Linked DNA regions of Mus musculus: region 1 is linked to region 2. Evidence: chromatin loops called from intact Hi-C (ENCODE). Cell type or tissue: left cerebral cortex. All regions are shown on one strand. Links, peaks and the distances in the headings refer to the core of each region. The heading gives the core; the rest is flanking DNA. Region 1 holds the start of Inhbe (inhibin beta-E). Region 2 overlaps R3hdm2 (R3H domain containing 2).

Region 1 (9,911 bases), core at 1,045-9,044, 130 kb after region 2:
GTTTCCAGCTGAATTTGACCAAAAGGAGACTCCAGTTGGAAACTAAAGCCTAGGATAACACAGAAAAACTCCATCAGGCATAGTGGCTCACATGGACAAGTCCAGCCCTGCACACGAGAGACTGAGGCCAGCTAGCTCTAGGCTAGCCTGGGTTATGCCATTAAGACCTTTGTCACAAAGTAAAAGAAGGAAGAATGAAAGAATATCTCCTATGTCACTTATTTACAGGCTGTGGCTCCATGGGCTGTGCAGTGTCCATGTCACATCATTGTTTCGACGCTTAGGAGTCCGATGGTGTCTCCGCTGTCTAGTCCCTGGTGTTTGAACATCCCCCCTTTCCAGTTCACTGTGTAGAGCAGGCTTGCCTAAAACTCACAGAGATCTGCCTTCTTCTGCTAGGATGAATGGTCTTCACCGCCATGCCTAGCTTTGAGCATTATTTCTGTTGGTTCCCTTAACCCCACCTGTGACTTGGTGACTCTCTCACTAATTCCTCCTGAGATAGCTCAAAGGGTTCCCATCTCCTATCTGGATGTGCCCTAATACCCCAGGTCACAGGAGCTTTCTTCATATGACCCATCTGTCCCATACCTCACGCCCCTTCCTCCCGCAGGTTGCCCCTTCTTCCCTCCTCTCCCTCCATCCTCCATTCAGAACTACCTTCCAACAGTTTCCAGGGCTAATAATGAACTAGCTTTTGCCTGGATCTCATCTCCCTCTGTACTCACTCCAAGAGATGAGAGAGATCAATAATCAATTAATCAGTGAGCCAGCACTGGCCACAGGTTGGGGGGCAGAGGCATTCTCAGAGCTGGTGGCTGGAACTCTGCCCACCTCCCTTCCACATGCTCTTAGAGCATTACCATGAATCCTGCCCAGAGGCTTGAGTGGGACGAGAAAAGGAAGGCCTCCAATAATGAGAGGCGGCATTTATCCGAGATCTGGTGCTCTTTGACCTTTGCCTTTCTTTCTTCACCGCCCCTTTGGCCGAACAGCCCTGAACCATGGGGTCGATATTGTCTGCAGCCCAAGGCCAGGTTTGCGCAAAGCCCATGTGTCCTCTGGGAAATGTGATGTCTGTGTTTGCTCAGCACATGCTCCTTTTCCTACCAGGTAAGAGGTCTCCGTAATGGAGATGCAGAAGAGGCCACCTGCAAGCGATCTTTTGGGGAGCTGCGAGTCAGAGCTGTGGGGTGTTTCCCACCCTTGACTTGTCTGCCCTCCATCTGAAGAGGTTCCATGGTTTCTCTTCCTCCCCCTTCTGCCAGTGTGTCCCACTTTTATCCCTCTCTCAGATCAAACTTCTTCCCTTAGACTGACAGTTTCGGTGCCCAGGACCAAGACCAGGGCAGGGAAAAGTGAGGCATTCATCCGACAGGCAGAATTTTAAGGTGGGGGCAAACAACTCATCAGTGGAGGAAACCGGTATTTTAATGAAAGATTTTTCAGAGTGGATGCTGCAAAGGAACAAAATAGCATATTTAAAAATAAGCACCCGTCCGTGTTATTCATTTTCTTTCTTTTTTGGCTCTGCTTTTTGATTTAAAAAAAAAAGAAGAAGAAGAAGAAGAAAAATGGAATGCTCTGTCATCTTCTTCGCACCTTCTCCCTGAACCCCTGACCCCAAGACTCCTTCAGGCTGTTCTCCTTTGGGCAAATAAGTAGTCCTGCTTCTTCTATTTCCTTCCCCGTTCTCAAACCCGATGCTACCCCCCAACCTCCAGTCAGCCTGGTGGCAAGGCGGGCAGTGTGGCAGATGCCTGGGTATTTATAAACTGGAAGCACTTCTTGGGGAAAGTGACTAAGATGCTAAGATCGTATTTATAGCTGAGTTCTGACGTAAGTGTCAGCGGGGAGGTAGGACCGGGCCAGGCGCAACAGCAAAGAGGGTGGGAAGAGCTAGAAGCCATGGGCACCAGACTGGGCTGGGGAAGGTAGCGTCGGTGTCTCCTGCAGCCACCTCTTTCGACTTCCCCTGAGCCTGTTTCCTGGCACAAGCCCTCCTAGACACCCCCAGGAAGGGGCACTTGCAGTCTCATCGGTCATTCTCCAAGGGGCCAACAAGCTGTCACTCTCCTGCAGCAACCAACAGAGAGAGACCTGAGAGCTCTAGGGAGCAGTAGCCAAAACTCTTGAATATGTTTCAGGGCCTGAGGAGAAAAGCCAGTGGATACAAATGTCTCCTAATCCTTTCTCCCTCTTCTCCGCTCCATGGTGCCCTGAGTTTCTAGGAAGTCTGGCCTCCGACATCAGGCTCCATGGCCTCGTGTCAATGGTGGTAGGGATGCACTCTGGCAGTAGCGAGGTAAAAGAGCAGAGGAGCTAGCCCTTGTCTACTGCCTGTGAGGGAGGCAAGATCCTAAGGGAGTCCATGAGGCATATCCACCATCTTTCCACTCTCCAGCAGCTCTGTCCCTGTCCCCAGGATTCTCTGGTCAACCACTGTCCAGTGACAAGGCACTGCCCCATGGTGGACACAGAAGGTACTGAGGCTCAGCCTTCAAAACACCCTCTTCCCCTGGTCCAGATCTAGAACTCTCTAGGCAGCACCGCCAGCTAAAGAAGGGAAAGGCAGAATGGTCGGGGCCCTTAAGTCACACCCTCTTTGTCCACAGCTCTCTCCCTAATGCCACCCATGTTCTTAACAAACCTGGCACCTGGAGAAAGGCTAGCCTGATAGTATCCTCTTGTATCAGAGGTAGAGGGTCACTCTCATTTAAGATCATGCATCTCAGGGCTGGCTACGTAGCCCAGCGGTAGGGTAATAGCCTAGCATGCACAAAGCCCTGGGTTCAATCCTGAGCACCGAATAAAAGCCAGGTATGCTGAGGGTGGTACATGCCTTTAATCCCAGCACTCAAGAATAGACGTTGAAGGTTACCCTTAACAACACAGGGAATTGAAGGTCACCCTTGACTACACAGGGAATTCAAAGTCAGCCTGGGCTACATACAGGAGAGTCTGTCTCAGACCACAACAAAATAAAGTAATTCACCATAGTCTTCACGACAAAGGAAACTGAGGCATGAGAATCACTTATACTAGAAGTTCTAGCCAGCCTGGACATCGTAGAAACACCTCATCTCAAAAGACAAAAACCAAAGCAAATTAAAAAATTAAAAAATAACAACCCACACCCCCACACCCCAAATAAGCTGGGTGCTGATGGCATACATCTTTAATGCCAACATTCAGGAGGCAGAGGCAGGTGGAGCTCTGTGAGTCCAAGGCCAGCCTGGTCTACAGAGCAAGTTCCAGGACAGCCAGGGCTACACAAAGAGAGCCTATAATGGGGTTGGGGGAGGTCAGATGTTGGGAGATAACTCAGTAGATAAAGCTATTGCTTTACAAGCGCATGGACCTGCATTAGAGTCTCCAGAGCCCAGGTAGAAATGCAATCCCAGCGTTGCAGACACTGGGACTCACTGGCCAGCCAGTGTAGTCTAATTAGTGAGTTCCAGACCAGCAAGGATGTCCTGTCTCAAAGGAGGTAGGTGGATGACGTCCCTAGGGATGGCACACAGGGCTGTGCTCCAGCTTACACATGCACACACACGAGCACACACACGTGCACACAAGCACACACATGCACACACACGAGCACGCGCGTACACACACACACACATGCGCACACATTAAAAAACAAAGTCGGGGGCTGGAGAGATGGCTCAGTGGCTAAGAGCACTGGCTGCTCTTTCAGGGGACTTGAGTTCAATTCCCAGCAACCACGTTGTGGCTCACAACCATCTGTAATGGCATCCAATGCCCTCTTCTGGTGTATCTGATTGAAGACAGTGACAGTGTACTCACATATATAAAATAAATAAATCTTTCAAACAAACAAGCAAAAATAAAACAAAGCCTGGATGACCAAGACCTGAGGCGGCTTTTCCGGCTTTGTCCCCTAGGTCCCTTAAATTTCCATTTTCCAACTACATTACCAGAAGCCTGGCACCACTCCTGGGCTGCCTCAGATTTGGCCAACTCCTACAGTACCCTAAAGGCAGTAGTTACCAGGCACAGGTGCTTCAAAGGCGCTCGCCCTTCTGCCAGCTCTGCCGGACTCTGCTCTGCTGTAAGATTGCATCACCACGAGCCCACCTGGCCGGGTTTCCCCAGACATCACAGAAGATGTCCTCATCCCTGCTCTGGCCCTCCCCCAGGTGGACTCTGGGCAGCCAGCACAGGCAGGGTCAAAAGGTAATTTCTATGTCCCGTGGCACTGCCACCTAGGCCTGATCAAGAGGACTCCATTTTTTTTTTAAACCACCCTTTCTAAAACCTAACTCGGCTTGAACGCTAGAATTATTGTTCTGACATGGAAACCCCGAGAACTAACCCACTGAAACAGCCTCATAAAACGGTTTCCGTTTTCAAGCTCGGAAGTCAGTCAGGGCATACTGAGGAGCCACCGCCCATCCCCACCTGGCTCCTATGGACTCCCTCACCTGAATCCCAGACCTTGGGAACTGACCGTGTGAAATCATCCTCTTTCTTGCATCATGCATGTCCACGTTGCACCTCCATACCCCTACCTCAAGCCACCACACCCAGATGGTGAAACTCGAGTCCCGGGGGAGCCCTCCACCCCCTGCAGGGGCCTGATGGGCAGCGCAGCTGGCCAATCCTAAGGTTCAGAGGGTAGGTCTGCTGGTTGACCGCTAGGTGAGGGATCCCAAGCAACTGGCTCTAAAGAGGCCCTGCCAGTAGTTAGTCATGAACTGTGAGGGTCACACATAGCTACCCCACCAGGCGATCTACTCTCAGTCTTCCTGAGTCCTAGGCTATTGAGGACAAGTAGCTTGGTCTGCTCTTTGTCAAGGGTAGCTGTGACACTGGTTTGCTGTTGCTGCTGCTGCTGCTGCTGCTGCTGCTGCTGCTGCTGCTGCTGCTGCTGCTTCTGTATCCTCTTTGGGAAATCAGACTCATAAAACTGCCACCCATTCGAGGTTCTCAAAGCAGAGCCATCTACCTGGAGCATGAAGCTTCCAAAAGCCCAGCTCTGGCTAATACTGCTGTGGGCATTGGTGTGGGTGCAGAGTACAAGATCTGCGTGCCCGTCCTGTGGGGGCCCAACACTGGCACCCCAAGGAGAACGCGCTCTGGTCCTGGAGCTAGCCAAGCAGCAAATCCTGGAGGGACTGCACCTAACCAGCCGTCCCAGAATAACTCGGCCTCTGCCCCAGGCAGCACTGACCAGAGCCCTCCGGAGACTGCAGCCCAAGAGCATGGTCCCTGGCAACCGAGAGAAAGTCATCAGCTTTGCTACCATCATAGGTGGGTGAGGGGAGAGAGACCGGGGACAGGAGACACAAGGAGAGGCCTGCAGGGGAGGCAGGAGGCGTGGGGTGTGGCAAGAGAAAGAGCTGGGGACACAGGCCGTCCAGGCCCTTTGCAGAGGTCTGTATGAGAGATGAGGGATGGTTGGGTAGGGTGGCCGAGTGTCAGAGAGAAGCTTTGTTCATGTTTTAATTTGCTTTTTTGTTTGTTTGTTTTTGTTTTTGTCTGAGCAGACAAATCCACTTCAACCTACCGCTCCATGCTCACCTTCCAGCTGTCCCCTCTTTGGTCCCACCACCTGTACCATGCCCGCCTCTGGCTGCATGTGCCTCCCTCTTTTCCGGGCACTCTGTACCTGAGGATCTTCCGTTGCGGCACCACTAGGTGCCGAGGATTCCGCACCTTCCTAGCTGAGCACCAAACCACTTCCTCTGGCTGGCACGCCCTGACTCTGCCCTCTAGCGGCTTGCGGAGTGAGGACTCTGGCGTCGTGAAACTCCAACTGGAATTTAGACCCCTGGACCTTAACAGCACCGCTGCGGGACTGCCACGGCTGCTCTTGGACACAGCGGGACAGCAACGTCCCTTCTTGGAACTTAAGATCCGAGCTAATGAACCTGGAGCAGGTCGGGCCAGGAGGAGGACTCCCACCTGTGAGCCTGAGACCCCCTTATGTTGTAGGCGAGACCACTATGTAGACTTCCAGGAGCTGGGGTGGCGGGATTGGATCCTGCAGCCGGAGGGATACCAGCTGAATTACTGCAGTGGGCAGTGCCCGCCCCACCTGGCTGGCAGTCCTGGCATTGCTGCCTCCTTCCATTCTGCCGTCTTTAGCCTCCTCAAAGCCAACAACCCTTGGCCTGCGGGTTCTTCCTGCTGTGTCCCCACTGCACGAAGGCCTCTCTCTCTCCTCTACCTTGACCATAATGGCAATGTGGTCAAGACCGATGTGCCAGACATGGTAGTAGAGGCCTGTGGCTGCAGCTAGCAACAGGGCCTGAAGGTTCTGGGTGAAGTTCAAGGTTCAAGTTGGGGGTTCCCACGTGTCTGGAAGCTCGAGTTCCGGATCCATACTGACACCCAATAAGCTGTGTAGCAGTATGCCTGGGTTTGACCCCTATGGAACTTAAATGGGCGTTTTCTTGTCCCAGATTCTGGCCTATTTCAGGCTGTTTCAAATGTGGACAGATGGGTAAAGCGTTGCCTTTCAAGGGACTGCCTGGCCAGCACCATTTTCTACATCAAGCCCTGTTCCAGGACAGCAGGGATGCCGTGGGAGGGAAGGAAGAACACAGGGAGAAACTATTTAGTCTCTCCCGAGAAAGAAGTTCCTCAAGTAATGAAGGCGGAAGTAGAAGGGTGGGCAGATTAGGAAAAGACAAACATACAGGCTAAGAACAGGGTGCATTGCCTGCTTTGACAAGGTCAAGAGGAAGAGGAGCAGGCGCCGAGGAAGGAGGGGTGTCGGGGTCCCTGGAATCGAGAATCAGTAAAAAGGGGTGCTGAACTCGTAAGTTCTTAGGCTTCCCCCTCGAGGACAGGACCCACGCGGGTGACATACATTTTATATTTTCTTAATAAAAAGGAGAAAGAAAAGCACCAGAGAATTGTGTAAGGGGTTGTTAAAATGGGCCAGAAGCGAAGTGTGGTTTGGGGACCTCTGTGCCCCAGCGGGTTTCTGAGACTTTCTCAGGGGTTTTCAAGACTATTTTCATAATCACACTGAGATGTTATTTATCATTTGCTACCATTATCTTTACATTGTACAGTGGGAACAGGGTGTGGTGGCTTACACTTATAACTACAGCACCGTGAGTTCAAGACCGGCCTTCATAGTGAATTCTGGGCTAGCCTGAGCTATAGAATGAGATCCTGTCTCAAAGCAAACAAACAAACAAACAAACAAACCAGACAGTCTTTCCAGAGTGTGTTATATGACACAGCTGATGACATGATTGCTGATATAGTCTTTTCCTTTCTCTCCTTTAAACAATTTTATTTATTTTTATTTTATGTGTATGAGTCTTTTGTCTGCATGTTAAGTGCAGCGCTGGCTTGCAGTGCCCGTGGAGTTCAGAAGAGGGCGCTAGATCCCTGGAACTAAAGTTAGAGCTGTGTGTAAATTACATGTGAGTACTGGGATTAACAGAACTCAGGTCCTCAATAAGAAAAACAAGCATCCCTAGTGGAGCCATCTCTCCTCCACCACCACCACCACCACCACCACACACACACACACACACACACACACACACACACACACACACACACACACACACACGCAAAGTTTGTTTTGTGTTTTGTTTGGAAACAGCCCAAGCTAGCCTGGAACTCTCAATCCTCCTGCCTCAGCCCCTCCTACCCTGGAATTAAAGGCATAAACCATCACACCTGGCTGTGTGTTCTTTTGTTACCATACTTTCCACTGTTTATACTTTAACACAATGCTGATATTCAGAAGTCATGCTTTAAAAGGCATGTAGGGTTTTTCTTAAAGACTGATTAAAGGAGTTCTAGAAAGTTGGCTCAGTGGTTCAGAGTGCCTACTGGGCCTGAGTTCAATTCTTAGTTCATAGGTTCGGTGGCTCACAACTACTTGTAACTCCAGCTCCAGGGGACCCAATGCCTCTTCCCTTTGAGGGTACACACACACACACACACACACACACACACACACACACACACTCATACACACATACCCCACAATTAGAAATAAAACACTGGAGAGCTGACTCGGTGCTTTAAGAGAGCCTGTGGCTTGTGGAGGACTAGTTTGGTTCCCAGCTACCGTGTAGTAGCTCAGCCATTGATAAACTCCAGTTCCAGGGAGTCTGACATCCTCTTCTTCCAACCTCCACAGGCACCAGGCATGAATGCTGTGTGCATACGTGGATGCACATAAAATCAAATAAATACATCTGTCTCGGTTAAAGTTTCCATTGCTGTGAGCAGACACCATGACCAAAGCAACTCTTACAAGAACAACATTTAATTGCTAGCTTACAGGTTCAGAGGTTCGGTCCATTATCATAAAGGCAGGAGCATGACAGTGTCCAGGCAGGCATGGCTCTGGGGGAGTTAGGAGTTCTATATCTCGTTCTCAAAGCAAACAGGAGCAGACTGTCTTCCAGGAAGCAAGGAGGAGGGTCTCAAAGCCCACCCCCACAGTGACACACTTCCTCCATCAAGGCCACACCTACTCCAACAAGGTCACACCTCCTAATAGTGCTACTACCTGGGCCAACCAAAGTTTGTTTGTTTCTTTCTCTTTTTTTCCTCTCCAATGTGATGACCATTTTATTTTATTTTATTTTTATTTTTTATATATTTTTATTACGTATTTTCCTCAATTACATTTCCAATGCTATACCAAAAGTCCCCCATACCCACCCACCCCCACTCCCCTACCCACCCACTCCCCCTTTTTGGCCCTGGTGTTCCCCTGTACTGGGGCATATGAAGTTTGCGTGTCCAATGGGCCTCTCTTTCCAGTGATGGCCTACTAGGCCATCTTTTGATACATATGCAGCTAGAGTCAAGAGCTCAGGGGTACTGGTTAGTTCATAATGTTGTTGCACCTACAGAGTTGCAGATCTCTTTAGCTCCTTGGATACTTTCTCTAGCTCCTTCATTAGGGGCCCTGTGATCTATCCAATAGCTGACTGTGAGCATCCACTTATGTGTTTGCTAGGCCCCGGCCTAGTCTCACAAGAGACAGCTATATCAGGGTCCTTTCAGCAAATGCTTGCTAGTGTATGCAATGGTGTTCTTTCTTTCTTTCTTTCTTTCTTTCTTTCTTTCTTTCTTTCTTTCTTTCTTTCCTTTTTTAAGATTTATTTATTTATTGTATATAAGTACACTGTAACTGTCTTTAGACACACCAGAAAAGGGCATCAGATCTCATTACAGGTGGTTGTGAGCCACTATGTGGTTGCTGGGATTTGAACTAATGACCCCTGGAAGAGCAGTCAGTGCTCTTAATCACTGAACCATCTCTCCAAACCCAGGGCCAACCATATTCAAATCACCACATTCCACTTTCTAGGCTCCATAGACTTATTCAAACACATGAGTCTATGGGGCACATACCTGGCCAAATCATAATGAAAAATATGTTTAGTCTAACTTCAAAAGTCCCACAGTCTATAACAGTCTCAACAATGTTGAAAGTCCAAAGTTCAAAGTCTCTTCTGAGATTCATTCAATCACTGTAGTGGCTATTCCTGGTTGTCAACTTGACTATATCTGGAATGAACTACAATCCAGAATTGGAAGGCTCACTTGTGATCCTAATCTGGAGGCTGGGAGATACAGATTTCTGACCTGGATCTTGGCATCTAGATCTTGAGGCATAGTGGCTACAAATCCCAGAATATTAAGACAGGGAGATCTCTGAGTTCAAGGTCATCTGGAATTAAATGCATGGTGATACACACCTTTAATCTGGGCCACACCTTCTGCTGGAGACCTACATAAGGACATTGGAAGAAGGAAGATTTACTCTCTCTCTCTTCTTCACCTGCTTGCCTTGTGGGACTGAGCAACTGCTAGATCCTTGGGCTTCCATTCACAGCTGCTGCTGATCATTGTTGGGAGTTGGACTACAGACTGTAAGTCATCAACAAATCCCC
Region 2 (9,911 bases), core at 938-8,937:
GCTAAGGCTCATTTGTCCAAAGGGGTTGCTGAGGTCTTCTGCCTGTTGAGAGAGTAGGGGACTTAAGGACCGAGGCTGTGTTAAACCTCATGCATTTGGCTTCAATACAGAAAGACAGACAGAGCTAGATGGGGTGGCACACGCTTGTAATCTCAGCACTTGGGAAGTAGAGGTTGGAGGATCATGAGTTCAAGATTAGCTTCAGCTACATAGTAAGTTCTATGCCAGCCTGGGCTACATAGGCCTTGTCTCAAATATACTAATAAACAAAACCAAGAACAGAAAGACAGAAACACCATGCTCTACAGCAGAGGTTCTCAACTTTCCTAATGCTGCTACCCTTTAATAACAACATTTTGTCATGGTGTAGTGACCACCCCCAACTATGAAATTACTTTCATTGCTACCTCATAATTTTGCAAGTAAAATTTACTACTGTTATGAATTGTAATACAAGTATATTACAATGCAAGTTTTCCAATGGTCTTAGGCAACCGCTGAGAAAGGGTCATTTGACATCACCCCCAAAAGGGGTTGCAACCCACAGGTTGAGAACCACTGTTCTACAGCATTCCTTATACCATTTGTGGATAGTCTGGTTTCTGTACTGTGAGAAATACATGCCTCAAGACTATGACATGGTATTTTAAACTGATAGCTGTGGGAAGCCTAAACCCAGAAATACAGTATCTCTGTGAAATGTTAACAATGCCTACCCTGATCACAGCTGTTAGTTACTATGGTTATTAGAAACAGTTTCTCTGTGAAATGGTAACAATGGCTGTTCTGATCAAAGCTGTTACTAGAGTTATTCCTCAGGAGATAGGGGCACCTACCAAAAGGAATATAGGACAAGCAAGAATTAGGTATACAACTCTTTCTGTTTCCAGTATTCCTCATGCTTCTGCCTTGCCACAAATCCTGTTCTTATAGAACACACCCTCACAGACCACGGACAGACAGCAAGGCTCTTGTAACTCCACAGCCAAGAACTGTGGGCTCGCTCCTGCTGCTTGTCTCCATACTCCCTTCCCAGGTCATTTCCACCTTTGTTCTTTGACACTAGCCTAGAGTTCTCCTGCCCTTTAAAAAACGACTTCCAATTCTCACCTCAGAAAGGAGGCCAGGGTGAGTGGTTGAACTAGAGGGAGAGGCTGGCTGGCTGGGCTGTAATTGCCTTTTCTCTCAGCTGCCTTCCCTAAGCACGAGAGAGTGAGGGTGTGTGTCTCACTCGTGGTGACAGGTTAGTTTCTTAGCTTCCTGTTCTGATTCCTGTGCTCTGAACAGTAATTCACACACAAACACACAAGCACACACATCAGAGTAGTTCTTTTCCAAAAGAAAATATTAGAAACCAAAAGACAATGCGGCCCTTGAGCTCCACTCTGCTCTCAGGAACTGTTTTGCTACCTTCGTGGTCAGGAATAGATGACAAGAGGACTAGACTGCAGATTAATTTGAGGTCCATATTCCAGCACTTTTCAGAATGGAGATAAGAGGTAGGAGAAAAAAGGGGATTCTAGTGAAAAAGCAGAGAGGTGTGATTAATATAAAGTAAAAAAAGGAAGGGTTCATCAGCACCGTGAAGTAATCAACTATGAGGGAAATAAGATTTGCAAAGGATTTGTATTTAGTATGCAAACAATTTATTTTAATTTTTAAAAATTTATCTTTGCTATTTTTGAGACAGGATATGACTCTCACCCAGGCTGGACTGTAATTCACTATGTAGCCTAGGCTGGCCTTGCACTCAGGGCAGTCCTTCTGCCTCATCCTCTTAAGGGCTGAGATTAAAGGCGTGCACCACTATAGTTACTTTACAAACAATCTACACAGCATGTATATGCATCTGAAGAGAACATAAACATACGGTGAGACAGGTAGGATGTAAACATTTTAAAACTGGTACCTGAGAAGTCTGCAATGAAGGAAATCAGAGAGAAAAATTCTGTACAGAATAAACTGGGAGAAAGCGACATGAAGGACACAGAGAGCTGAGCTGAGGGCCTGGGTTAGTGAGATCCCTCCGCACACTCAGGAGCTCGCCATCCCTGTCCTATACTCACTAATAGCTTTTGCATGCTGTGCTGGTCCCTCAAGAAACAGCTTTCTATGTCTCTTCCAAAAGCACCACATGCTTGCAAGGCCACCAAAGACTGACCCAGACATCCCACAGATACAGGCCACACAGGGACAAGACAAAATGGCAAATGGTCGTTATACCATGTTGTACTGCTGGGGCGGAGAGACTGGCAGAAGGACCTGGGGACAGGAGCTTGGAGAAAACTGAACCGGCTGTGGAGAGGGCTGCAGGGCCGGGACTGGCTGTGGGCAGCACAGCGGCATGTGGAGAGGAAGAGAAAAGCATAAAGGGAGGCGGAGGGAAGGGAGGAACACATTAGTCATACAAGACATACTTATGAATCACGTGGCCGTTGAGCAGGCTGCCCGCCAAGCCCGGGATAGCTTGTGACTTCCACATCTCTCTCAAAAGAGACCCAGTATACCCCCTGCCCCATTTGCCACTTAAACTCTGCAACTGTGAGTTATCTCGGGGCTCTCAGGGGCAAGGTCTAAACGTGAGTTCAAGCACAGCCTTCCCAGGGTGTATTCTGTGCTGAGCACACAATCACTAAGGAGCTCCGCCAACATCCCCTAAATGCCCACTTGAGGTCTACTGTGTACACCCAAGGGCAGTTAGTTCTCCTTGAGGAAGTGACATCTCCCTCTATAGGGAGGAAGAGGAACAAACCACCAGTAGATTCTTGAGTCATGATTTTCTGTGTTCCTTCAAGTTGTGAGGGCAACATGAAAATGCCCTCATGAGCGAATGGGGCAAACTCGGAGGAAAGCACAACCAGAAGCCCGCGGTTTTTATCCCTTAATCCCTTCACTGGCCTCAGGAAGGAGACTGTCTACTGAGAACACACAGGGTTCTAGATCAACTAACTATTTTCCTTCCGTCTTCCTGTCCAGTCCTTTGGATCACTTCATCACTTCTCCAGCTGGAGCCCCTGGTGCAGGAGGGTGAGCTAGGAGAGTGGTCAGGAGGGAGAGGGAAGGAACATGGAGACGCTGCTTCATGACAGAATTCCTAGAGATAGGGTAACTTCTAATTACAGCAGTGAGAGTAAGGGTGGAGCTGGGGTGCAGCTGAGCAGAGTACTTGCCTGGCACTGCAAGGCTCTGGTTCAACCCCAAGCCACAGAGAAATCAAATGGCCCATCGAAATCAAAGCTATGGCTTGGAACCCAGAGGGGACGGACTGGGGACCTTGGCAGAGGATCTGACATCTAGAGTTTTAAAGAGTTACTGAGAATCCCGGGTGTCCTGGAGAGGGACATTGCTGTAGCCTGGAAAGTTAGCTCAGCCCACGGACACCCTATAAGCCAACGGCATTCTAAAGGTAACTGCTGTTCAAGCTGCCCAACGTGAGCTGCAAACGCTGCAGGTTCTATTTTCTTAGACCTCTTGGGGGAGGACTTACCCTGGGTCGGGCCTTTTGAACAGTGAAGTGGCAGAGCAGCTCATTTTCACTAAACTGCAAACAATTTGTTATGCTACACTGCTGTTCTAGGAGGAATGCTTATTTCAAAGTGTGAATAAAGCATGTTTTCATTGCAAACTTCAGAAACCACACTATAGATATGTGTGACCATAATTCTTTGTATTTTGGATTAATTGTGCTTCAGTAAATAAGGGAATTTGACATGTGAAAAGTTCTAAACTGAATAGTATATAACAATAGTAATTACAAAACAAAATAAAACAAAAAACAAACAAAAAACCCCAGCTCATTTTCCACACATGTGTGCGTTGTAAATGGAGAGTGAGCCAGGAATGGTGGCACACACCTTAACTGCAGCACTTGGGAGCCAGAGGCAGCCTGAGTTGGAGGCTAGTTTGGTCTGTACAGGAGTTCAGGACAGCCAGAGTTACATAATAAAGATGCTCTGTGGGGCTGGGGAGGGTGTGAGGAGAAGGAAGTGGGGGCCAATGTTCTTCTGACTCCTTTAAACAGGAAATGCCACGGTAAAGGAGGACCTCACTGTTTTGTTTGTTTGTTTGTTTTCTTTTTTCCAAGACAGGGTTTCTCTGTGTGGCCCTGGTTGTCCTGGAACTCACTCTGTAGACCAGGCTGGCCTCCAACTCAGAAATCCACCTGCCTCTGCCTCCCGAGTGCTGGGATTAAAGGCGTGCGCCTCCACTGCCCGGCCCTCACTTCTTTTTTTTTTTTTTTTTAAAGATTTATTTATTATTATATCTAAGTACACTGTAGCTGTCTTCAGATGCACCAGAAGTGGGCATCAGGTCTCATTATGGATGGTTGTGAGCCACCATGTGGTTGCTGGGATTTGAACTCAGGACCTTCGGAAGAGCCGTCGGTGCTCTTAACCACTGAGCCATCTCTCCAGCCCCTCTCACTTCTTTTTAAATGTGTATGAATGTTTGCCTGCCTGGGTAACATGTACCAGTTGTGTCTCTAGTGACTATAGAGACCAGAGGAGTGTACCTGTTCCCGTGGTACCAGAACGACAGATGGTTGTGAGCCACGATGTAGGTGGGAGGAATCAAATCTGGGTCCTCTGTAAGAACAGCTAGTGCTCGTTCCCACTGAACTGTCTCTCCAATATTGCCATTGCTATTTTGTTGTTGTTGTTGGTGGTTTGGTTTAGTTTGGTTTGGGTTATTCTACCATTATTTTCTTGGTTGGTCTCAGAAACCAAAAGGACATCTGTTGCCACCTACTGGTGAATTCTGGGATACATGATAGCTCTGGGATGTGTAGAGAGACACTATAGCTACAGAGTTAACAGGGCTCCTTTATAACATTCATTCCAGTCTAAACTCAACAAAACCCAGCCACTGAGCCTTCACTGCCCCCCCCCCCTGGTGTCACCTGCATCGCTGGTGCAGGAGGGTCATTTCTGCTTAGTGAGAGGAAGTGTCCCAAGAAGAGTGAGAGTCTTGTTTTGCCAGCACTATGTCTGGGACTGGGCAAATGCCTTTTGATCCCTTTCCCAAAGTTTTCTAAAAGCTTTAGAACACAGTAGCATATACTGATTTGGTCTCTTCCTTCATTTCTACACTGCTATATTACTTGAGGAACCAAACAGTGATTATTTCTGTGCAACTTCATAGCCTCACAGTGCAGACAGCCATGAGAACAAAATGACAAGGAGAACAGGAAGGCAGGGATGGAGGTGAGGAAGGAGAGGCCTCGGGGTGAAGTCAACACCACAACAGGACGAAGAAAAGAACTGAAGTAGGAGAGGTTGTGGGAAGAAAAGGTAAAGTAGGAACAAATATTAGATGATGGTAAGGTTAACAGCTCCCATAAATAAATACCCCCAACTTCCCCAGGGTCAGACTGTTTGGGAGTCTGTGATTATGATTGACCTCCAGAGAGAACAGAAACCTTTGAATCCCCAATCTATAGCATCGAACCCAACACCACACTCCATACCAACAGCCCTTCCACTGAACAGCAGAATCCAGGAGCAGGGGGAGGAGAAGGCTGGAATTTAGAGCCTATCACTTGCCATTTACTTCAAAACATGAGTCCCAAATGGTCATTCTTCTATCTCTTTACCCCTTCTCAATTCTTGCTGTGTTTTAAGTGTAGATGTCAGATAGAAGGAAAAGACAAAAGACTAAGAGGGAAAAGGGGGAGCAAGACTATTAAAATATACACATTTCAGAGAAAAAGACTACAGAACGCTGGGACCTTAGCAAGTGAGATGGACATACAAAACACCATGGAAGGCTGGGGGCAGGGCAGCTGGAAGAGGAGCACTTTACCCACTCACAGGCAGAGCAACGGACCCAAGTGCACATCTTAGCAGAGACCTAAGCTAGTATGAACAAGACCTAACAGGGCATCCTGGGATCCTCCCAGTTGAGTTTCCAGTTCATACTGACCAGGTTCTTTAAAAAACAAAACAAAACAAAACAACAATAATAAATATTATTAGTATTATTAATTATTATTATTATATCCCATCTGCAGTTTCCCCTCCCTCCTCTCCTCCCAGTCCCTACTCCCAACCTCCCCACTACCCCTCCCCATCCATTCCTCCTCCAATTCTCTTCAGAAAAGGGCAGACCTCCCATGGATATCAACCAAACACAGCATATCAGGTTGCAGTAAGAGTTGCAGGCAGGGTTCCTGCCCTAGAGATGCCATGCTGGACTGGGCAGGGAGGGAAGCAGCCTGGCAGGTAAAACAACGTAAAGACGGAGTGAAGAGTAGACATGAAAGGGCTTCTGACTACAAAGGATATGAGGTTAGATATGGGACTCTAATCATGAAGAGCTCTGCTTACAGGACAGTGCTCTGCTCAGAATATTAAGATTCAATTGACAGAAAAGCTGACTCAGGCTGATGGCTTTCACGGTCTGCACGGAAGCACAAGATTTCTCAAACCTTGGTTAACAGCAACATCAACCAAGGTCTCTCTGTGTAGCTCCAGCTGTCCTGGAACTCACTCTGAAGACCACGGTGGCCTTGATCACAGAGATCTGCCTACTTCTGTGTCCTGAGTGCTGTGACTAAAGGCAATTGCCACCGCTGCCCAGCAAGTTTTGCCTTTAAAGGAAGCTCTTGCTCTCCAGCTCACGGAGCTCAGACTCACTCTGCAGCCCTGCCTACGCCCCTACCTCAGCTTCGCCAGGACTGGACTTACAGCATGTGCCATGCCACCTGGCTGGTCTCTGCCTTTGAGAGGCCTGGACCTGTGATATTTTAAGTTTCAACATAGATACAGTGAGCAGAATGACTTTGTTAATTTACAGAGGATTTTAAAGGGTGCAGCAGAAACACAACTTGGAGTAAAAGAGCCACAAATTCTCAGATAACCAGAGGTCAACTGCCAGGCACACACCTTTCAATTCTCAGCACTTAGAAGGCAAAGGCAGGTAGACTCGGTTCCTGGCCAGCCAGGATTACACAGACAGACCCTGTCTCATTAGAAGAGGAAGAAATAAATATACAACAGAGTTCTCAGGTTAGCCAAGTGTGACAGTGCACATCTGCAATCCAGCATCTGAGAAGTTAGGGGAGGACATCAGGACATCAGCTTAGGCTGCCCCCAGCCTAAACTTTATAGCTAATGTAGGCTTCATGACATCTTGTCTCAACAGAACACAACAACAAAAGGAATGTCTCAGCCAAACAAAACACTTGCCCCTGTCCTGCCCTCCCAACAATTAACAAATAAGAAATGGAGGCAGGCGTAGGCTGCTTCCATGAGGGACATGGTGGCCTGAGCGTCACTGACTTGGAACAAAGGGTGCTGGACACTTGAGCAGTAACTCACCTGTGAAATCATGTGATTATTCAAGGGTGGCTGGTGTTGAGGAGTGGGTGGGAGAGCAGGAAGTTGTTGTTGTTGTTGTTGTTGCTGCTGCTGCTGCTGGGCAGTACAAGGAAGAAGGCCCCGGACAGACTGGGGTGAGGTGACCTGGTTGCACACTTCTGGGGCACCTAGTGCCATGCCTAAGGCAAAGAGGAGACCCGCCCCAAGTTGTAAATACAATGCGCAAATGGAATTCTGAGGGCCCAGCTGCAGGATTTTACTTTTCTTTGCCCTTTCTTTCTGTTCACTTTCTTTCCCAGTTCCCCACAGTTGCCACAGATCCACGCAAGGATAGAGCTGTATTGCAGCTTTTCTGCTGACCGCTTAGAAAACACCTTGAATGTTAACGGCTGGTTTGAGAACTGAACAAAATGTTCTGGAGCAGCAGTTCTCAACTTGTGGATCGCAAGCCCTTTTGGGGGTGGTATCAAGCGACCCTTTCACAGAAGTTACTATCTACATATCAGCTATTTAAACTACAATTCATAACTAGCAAAATTATGGTTATAAAATAGCAACAAAAATAATTTTATGGATGGGGGTCATCACAACATGAGGAACTGTATTAAGGGGGTCACAGCATTAGAAAGGTTGAGAAATCTGTTCACAAGATAGAGGCAGGCAGATCTCTGTTGAGTTAGAGGCCTGCCTGGTCTACATAGTAAGTTCTAGGACAGCCAGGGCTATATAGAGAAACCCTGTCTCAAAAACAAACAAACAAAAACAATAAAAACAAAAACCAACCAACCAAATGACTGCTCACATATGTGAAGCTGCCGAAGCACCTCCCCTGCGGTGTCTAAAGTCAGTCTGTGTCTCGTAACAGGATGGCTTAAAACATGGGGCTTCAGAGATTCCTGTCCACTATGGGACCTTGCCTTCTCCTTACTGCCTCCCCACTTGTGTGACACCATCCTTTATGAAAGCTGCTAAGAAAACAACTTCCATCCTCCAGCATCCATACCCACCCCACAAACACCACCTTTACCCAGGAGGTTTTCCCATTTCCAGGCTCACTAAGGCATCTGCATAGTCACACAACACATTTAAAGAGAATAGGGTTTATTCTGGCTCAGCATACCACATACTTTTACCAACTATATACTATGCAAGAGGGATTCTGTAATGAGCTATGGTATGGCCCTTGGCTAGCTCCTAAAATCTGGTAAGAAGATAGAGAACTGGTAGTGCCATCACCAAAGCTGAGTGAGAGACTGAGAGAGGAGCTGAGGAAGCAGGAGTCCCCCAGAGGGTAGAGGAAGGGAAGTTAGGAGATGGGGTGTATTTGAGTGATAACTAAAAGCTTATCAGGTTGAAAGGGGACAAAGCTAATGTCATATTCAAGAAATGGCTGGCAAGTTGGAGAAGAATGTGTTTTTAAAAGCTAGCCTCAGCTTCCCAAGCTTCCACCATGCCGTTTTTATCGGTGATGTAGAACCATGAACTCAAGAATGTGTGCGCATGTACGTGCCAGAGTGTGTGTCCCCAAGGTCAGCAATGGATGCTGCTTTTCAGGAACCACTCACCTTGCTTTATGGGTTTGTTGGCTCAGCTATGTTGGTTCATCAGTGAGCCTTGGAGAGCCCCCTGTCTCTCTCTTCCCAGTGCTGGGATTGTTAAGTGCACACCATCATGCTTAGCTTTTTAAAATTTTTTTTTGTTGTTCTTTTTTTGTTTTTCGAGACAGGGTTTCTCTGTGTAGCCCTGGCTGTCCTGGAACTCACTCTGTAGACCAGGCTGGCCTCGAACTCAGATATCCGCCTGCCTCTGCCTCCCAAGTGCTGGGATTAAAGACGCGCGCCACCACGGCCGGCTCACTTTTAAAAAATTTTTTGTAAGTAATTGTATTTTATGTGTGACTGTTTTGCCTGAACATTATTTATCTGTGCCATACATTGTGTCTAGAGCCAAAAGAGACTAAATGAGAGCATCTGATTCCCTAGAACTGGATTTATAGGCTGGAGAGATGGCTCAGCAGGTAAGAGCACCCAACTGCTCTTCCGAAGGTCCTGAGTTCAAATTCCAGCAACCACATGGTGGCTCACAACCATCCCTAATGAGATCTGACTCCCTCTTCTGGTGTGTCTGAAGACAGCTACAGTGTACTTACATATAATAAATAAATAAATCTTAAAAAAACAAAACAAAACAAAACTGGATTTATAGATGTTTGTGAGTCACCATGTGGGTGCTTGCTTAGAATCGAACCCAGAGCCAGAAAGACATGTATGGTATGTACTCACTTATAAGTGGACATTAGCCATAAAGGGCAGGATAACCATGCTACATTCCATAGACTCAAAGAAACTAAGTAATAAGGAGATCTTGAGGGAGGATGCAAGAATCTCACTCAGGAGAGGTGGATGGAGAGAAGGAACTGAGTAGGAGAGGGAATGAGGAGGGGAACAGGGATGGCAATCAGTTACGGGGAGGGAGCACAGCCAGGGCTGGGAGTGAGAATGGAAATCAGTGGGGGGCATCTCTGGGAGGGGAGTATGGGGAGCCTATAGGGGTAATCCTAGCTGAGATTCCTACCAGAGCCAGGTGGGACTT

Evidence for each region. A loop is a pair of places that touch in the nucleus more often than their neighbours do. Peaks named below come from ENCODE experiments on the same cell type or tissue, not always from the same donor. Only the 100,000 strongest peaks of a DNase experiment are listed, where the experiment ranks them.
Region 1: it touches region 2 in a loop (2.2-fold over the local background); 2 of 42 quality-filtered maps call a loop at or near these places.

What each region holds. Positions count from the first base shown.
Region 1 is chr10:127,346,614-127,356,524 of GRCm38, reverse strand. It overlaps Inhbe (inhibin beta-E), which reads left to right and starts at 4,677. Exons shown (of 2, transcript NM_008382.3): 1 at 4,677-5,277; 2 at 5,514-7,123. The coding sequence starts at 4,980. The coding sequence ends at 6,268. Inhbc (inhibin beta-C) reads left to right here. Exons shown (of 2, transcript NM_010565.4): 2 at 1-203. In left cerebral cortex, for the core only: CTCF peaks have their summits at 2,468, 5,741 (motif pointing left) and 7,331 (motif pointing right); DNase peaks (open chromatin) are centred at 2,423, 5,154, 5,731, 6,506 and 1 more place; H3K4me3 peaks cover 917 bases; H3K27ac peaks cover 5,924 bases.
Region 2 is chr10:127,474,107-127,484,017 of GRCm38, reverse strand. It overlaps R3hdm2 (R3H domain containing 2), which reads right to left. Exons shown (of 26, transcript NM_001168292.1): 15 at 7,320-7,498; 16 at 2,224-2,325; 17 at 1-42. Among named protein-coding and RNA genes, the nearest start is that of Stac3, 23 kb to the left of the region's middle. In left cerebral cortex, for the core only: CTCF peaks have their summits at 2,731 and 4,750 (motif pointing left); DNase peaks (open chromatin) are centred at 2,413 and 4,675; H3K27ac peaks cover 1,450 bases.